Linked DNA regions of Homo sapiens: region 2 is linked to region 1. A link is a contact called in ENCODE Hi-C or POLR2A ChIA-PET data. All regions are on one chromosome and are shown on one strand. Each heading gives the region's core, a stretch centred on a gene start or an enhancer-like site at or near the end of the contact. The rest is flanking DNA. Distances are from core to core; before and after follow the strand shown.

Region 1 (2,700 bases), core at 150-2,649:
ATTCTCTTTGAAGCAATTGTGAATGGGAGTTCACTCATGATTTGGCTCTCTGTTTGTCTGTTATTGGTGTGTAAGAATGCTTGTGATTTTTGTACATTTATTTTGTATCCTGAGACTTTGCTGAAGTTGCTTATCAGCTTAAGGAGATTTTGGGCTGAGACAATGGGGTTTTCTAGATATACAATCATGTCATCTGTAAACAGGGACAATTTGACTTCCTCTTTTCCTAACTGAATACCCTTTATTTCTTTCTCCTGCCTAATTGCCCTGGCCAGAACTTCCAACACTATGTTGAATAGGAGTGGTGAGAGAAGGGATCTGATTTTCTTTTGCTTCTTTTTTTTTTTAAGATGGAGTCTTGCTCTGTTGCCCAGGCTGGAATGCAGTGGCACAATCTTGGCTCACTGCAACCTCTGCCTCCTGGGTTCAAGTAATTCTCCTGCCTCAGCCTCCCAAGTGGCTGGGATTACAGGCACCCACCACCATGCCCAGCTAATTTTTGTATTTTTAGTAGAGACGGGGTTTCACCATATTGGCCAGGCTGGTCTCAAACTCCTGACCTTGTGATCTGCCCACCTCAGCCTCCCAAAGTGTTGGGATTACAGGCATGAGTCACCACGCCCGGCCTTTTGCTTCTTTTGGAATTAGGAGGGGGGTCATAGGATGTCCTCAGGATCAGAGATCCAAGGAGATATCTGGAAGGAAGAATGTGTTCTCTCGGTAAAGGAAGGGGAAAGCTGCCATGTTGCTGACTTTGCTATAGCAGATGACAAGGAGTTAATTGCAGCCTAACTCCTCTCCTCATTGTGGGGGTTACTGGCTTTGCAGTGTCTTGGCAAAGTCTCATAGACATGTCATGGCAGCCTATCCCTTGCTTTCTTCTGTCTACATGCCTACACACCCAGGGATGGAGAATCAAGAGATCAGTTTTCTGGCTGCCATTGAAAGGATGCTCTGTCAGAAGCAAAGGCTTGACTTATTCTGAAGATTACCCTGATCTGCAAAGCTGCAGAATGCATAGTTATTTGTTACCTGGACTTAAAGTAAGGCAAGGCCCAGTGTCACATTACTTTGCCTCTAACAGACCTTTCTTGCAATGACTGTTTCATGCCATCAGTCACTCAACATTTACAAAGCACTTACCTTAGCATGAAGGAAAGGTTGAAAAGGAAGAGAAACCATGATCTCAGGGATTGAAGACTGAAAAATTGCTGTGAGAATAGAGAATGCTCAGAAACATTAAGTACTATAAAAACAAATACATATTAACATAATACATAGTATTTCCAGAAATATTTAGAAATTAATTGCAATGATCAAACCTGGATGGAGTTAATCAGAGTCATGGCACCCAGTGGGATGACTTAGAACCATGAGGGGAAGTTAGATAACTTGCTCTAGATCATGCAGCTGTAAAAGAGGAACTGCAGTTTGAATCCAGGCACTCTGGCTCCAAACTTAACATCGTACTAGATTGCGTCTCTGAAGTCAAAGAGCAAGGAAAGAAAACTACCCTAGTGCAGTTGTTGAGAGTATGACCTCTAGACTCAGACTCCCTGGGATTCCATCCTGCCTCTAGCATTTACCATACACTCCTGGACAATCCACTTACCATTCTATCCTTTCTTTTCCTTATCCATAAAAATGGGGATAATAGGCTGGACGCGGTCACTCACACCTGTAGTTTCAGCACTTTGGGAGGCCTAGGTGGGCAGATCACGAAGTCAGGAGTCTGAGACCAGCCTGACCAACATAGTGAAACCCCATCTCTACTAAAAATATAAAAATTAGCTGGGCGTGGTGGCATGCGCCTGTAATCCCAGTTACTCAGGAGGCTGAGGCAGGAGAATTGCTTGAACCCGGGAGGCGGAGGTTGCAGTGAGCCAAGATCGTGCCACTGCACTCCAGCCTGGCAACAGAGTGAGACTCTGTCTCAAAAAAAAAAGAGGGGGATAATAGTAACTGTGTATGAAGTTGCTATAAGGTACAAATGTGGTATATAGTGTGTAAAGTGTGCAGCCCAGTGCCTCAGACATAGTGATTGCTCAATAAATGTTAACTATCAATAAAATGATTATTATCATCCTATTTCTAAGAACCTGAAGTCCTACCAGGATAGTAACTCTAATTGCCAGAATAAGAAGGGGAAGTTTGGGTTGAGGTTATTTTCCAATCAGAAGTCCTTGAAGGAAAATCATGTCAGAAGGGAGGGAAAGGAAAGGAAACCAAGACTCTGGTTAGTGTAGACCCTCTTGGGTTGTGGACAAGAGAGTATGGGATTGCCATTTTATTAGTAACTTATACATTGTGCATGAATTTAACTTCCCTTTTGGTTTCCTCTTTTCATCCTCACTATTACTAGACCATGCATATATTGAGAAGTAATCTATGCTGCAACTCTCCCTCAGAACTGTACGTACTTAAAATCAAGTTAGTAGAGATTTTGAAAGGACTGTGCTTTAAAGAAAACACAAAAAACCAGTAACATAATAGATGATTGTCCTTATTCATAGGTCAGGGAGCCACTAGTCCACTGCAGCTCTTTTCTCCTAGAGAGATCTTCAAGAAGAGGTCTTTGTGCCCCATATGTAATGACTACTTAGGAGCTGAGTCAAACAAAGAGTCTTATTTTAGTTTTCTAAATACCAAGTCTGGGCAGGCCTGTGTTTTCGCTACATGGGAGGAGTCAAGTATCTTTTC
Region 2 (2,983 bases), core at 102-2,601, 140 kb after region 1:
AAAAATTATGCAACTATAAAAATGATTTGGTTAAACGTTTTAAAGCATAGAGATAGGTTACAGGTCTGGTATAATGTTAAAAAAAAAAAACCACTGGGTTCAGAACACTAGGTACGATCTGTTTCTGGTTAAAAGTGTATATGTATATAGAAGAAAAAGGACTAGATAGAAGAGTTTTTATAAAATTATTAATAGTTGTTATCTCTGGTGATTGACATGTATTTAATTTTCTTTCTTCACTGAATATTTTTTTTACTTTTGCAATAAAGAAAACAATGGCAGTCCAGGCACAGTGACTCATGCTTGTAATCCCTGTACTTTGGGAGGTCAAGGCTGGGAGGATCACTTGAGGCCAGGAGTTTGAGACCAGCCCGGGCAACATAGTGAGACCCTATCTCTAATTATATTTTTAAAATTATTTAAATAAAAAAAGAGTAAACAATGAAGTTAAAAATAGTTTCTCAGGGCAGACTTTTTATGGACATATTCAAGTTCTCTGGATCACTATATCTCTGGCTTATGTTTAAGTATGTTCTTAAGTCTATTGAAAACTGTAGAAATAAAAAAAATTAAAGGTGAGTGTATTAGTCTCTTCAGGCAGCCATAACAAAATATTATGCATAGACTACGTGACTTTACACAACAGAAATTTATCTTCCAGTTCTGGAGACTCTTAAGTGCAAGATCAAGGTGCCAGCAGGGTTGGTATTTGGTTGAGGGTTCTCCCCTTGGGTTGCAGACAGCTCCCTTCTTGCTGTGTGCTTATATGAGCTCTTCGTGTGCATGGGAATGGGAGGTGACTCTCTGGTGTCCTCTTGGACCGGGGCTGCCTCCCCCATATGACCTAATTTAAACTTTACTGCTGAGTGGGCACAGTGGCTCATGTTTGTAATGTCAGCACTTTGAGAGGCTGAGGCTGTCTGATTGCTTGAGCCCAGGAGTTTGAGGCCAGCCTGGGCAACATGGTAAAACCCTGTCTCTACCAAAAAAGTACAAAAATTAGCCAGGCATGGTGGCATGTGCCTGTAATCCCAGCTACTCGGGAGGCTGAGGTGGGAGGATCGCCTGAGGCCAGGAGGCAGAGGTTGTAGTGAGCCAAGATCATGCCACTGCACTCCAGCCTGGGCAACAAGGTGAGACCCTGTCTCAAACAACAACAACAAAACAAAACTCAACTACTGCCTTAGATGCCCCATGTCCAAATACAGCCACATTGGCAGTTAGGGCTTCAACATATGATTTTGGGGGGACACACACATCCATATACCAGCCTTGTTGAACAAGCATCTTATATGTTCTAGGCTCTGTGCTTGGCAGTGGCACTAAAGAGATTAATAAGACATAGTTTCTCTCCTCAGGTTAATTGTAGAAAAATAATCCAAAAGAAAAAAATACCACCTCTGTTCCCAGGTGTAGCTTGCTTCTGATATTTTGGGGAAATAGTCTTTTTTTCTGGGTGAAATATAAATCTGTGTGTGTGTCTGTTTTATACGCATGCATTGGCTTTTGGTTGAATAAACATGAAGGGGCAAAGGAAGAATGTTCTTTTCACTTCCTGCTTTTGTGAAATATCTGGCGTATATGAAACTTTTGTTCCAGTAGGTAGAACAGAAAATGTTGAGAAATTAGGTGTGTAGGTTTCTAGAGAGAAATTATAGAATTTATTCTATAAACATAGAATTTATGTTTATATTTGAGGAAAGGGAAAATCAAAAAATATAAGGGCTAAACCCTTGAAGACATATAGATAAGCTTTAGTCCCATAATTTTCTGTTTGCAAATTTGCAAAATTATTTTACAATTCACCTAAAAATTGCATCATTCTTTACAGATCACTCTGTGTTACTTGAAGTTTATAGCTCAGCTGACTACTGCAGGTTACATCAGAAATTTGAGTTTTTATACCTATGGAGTGTTAGTGACTTAAAGTTTTATTGTCTGACCAGTACTTGATTTATGACATTGATTGTGCTTTAGCCACCCACTAAACTGTATATAGAGTTGTCACCGCTTATGAAAGCTGAAAGGGTCTAACCAGGACAAGTGTTCACATCAAATGAACTAGACTAAGAGAATAGATCTATGGATATGGCTAAGATCTTCCTCAAAAAAATAGTTTTGAGGCTGGACACAGTGGCTCACGCCTGTAATCCCAGCACTTTGGGAGGTCCAGGTGGTGGATCACCTGAGGTCAGGAATTTGAGACCAGCCAGGCCAACGTTGCGAAACCTCATCATCTCTACTAAATATACAAAAATTTAGCTGGGCGTTGTCGCGGGTGCCTGTAATCCCAGCTACTCGGGAGGCTGAGGCACAAGAATCACTTGAACCCGGGAGGCTGTGGTTGCAGTGAGCTGAGATTGCACCACTGCACTCCAGCCTAGGAGACAGACCGAGACTCCATCTCAAAAAAAAAAAAAAAAAAAAAAATAGGTTTTGACAATTGTATATCTGTGCACCAAAGATCTGAGCTATGGAGAGTGGCTCAAAAATATAAGTTGAATTTTTAAAAATTATATAAATTTTCTCTATAAAACACTTATAGAACACCCAAACTTAAAATTTTCTTTCCTTTGGTAGTGGATGCTGAGAATGGAAAAGGGATCAGAAAGAAGAGATGGAAGTAAAGGGAATAAGTAATACAGAAGCTTGAGGCTGTGGGGAATGTGGGAACAGAGGGACTTATAAAAAGGGAAAAATTAGGAGACACTATATGTGAAAGAAAATAAGTGACACTTGAAAAAAATGTGAAAAGATAATTATTTTAAGAATAAAATACATAATAGGGAAAATACAAAATAAAAATTGCAGCTACTGTTTTCTGAGCATTCATGCTTTAGACGCCAGGCACCATACCAGGTTTCCTGTCATTTCATCTTTAAAGCCATGAGGTAGGTTTCTGTGTCCTGTGTTACATATGAGGACCCAACACTAACTGAGCAGTGGAGACATCCTCTCTCAGCACTTCTGCGTGGAGCTTCCC

The links. A loop is a pair of places that touch in the nucleus more often than their neighbours do. ChIA-PET counts read pairs that join two places held with the same protein, here RNA polymerase II (POLR2A). Pooled maps may share reads with other maps.
Region 2: a map with no recorded cell type shows a loop between it and region 1 (2.3-fold over the local background). The contact joins two enhancer-like sites. A Hi-C loop is called at or near these places in 1 of 37 single-sample maps with no recorded cell type and 3 of 50 pooled maps. POLR2A ChIA-PET finds 5 or more read pairs at or near these places in 5 of 52 experiments (A673, CD8-positive, alpha-beta memory T cell, OCI-LY7 and 2 more).

The regions. Positions count from the first base shown.
Region 1 is chr2:202,607,237-202,609,936 of GRCh38, forward strand. No RefSeq gene overlaps it. Among named protein-coding and RNA genes, the nearest start is that of FAM117B, 26 kb to the right of the region's middle. RefSeq lists an enhancer at 2,470-2,700. Within about 2 kb of position 1,400, at least 3 of the 41 ENCODE cell types and tissues checked have a DNase peak (open chromatin) inside an H3K27ac peak, as active enhancers do.
Region 2 is chr2:202,749,365-202,752,347 of GRCh38, forward strand. All of the region lies in intron 4 of FAM117B (family with sequence similarity 117 member B), which reads left to right. Among named protein-coding and RNA genes, the nearest start is that of FAM117B, 120 kb to the left of the region's middle. Within about 2 kb of position 1,352, at least 2 of the 41 ENCODE cell types and tissues checked have a DNase peak (open chromatin) inside an H3K27ac peak, as active enhancers do.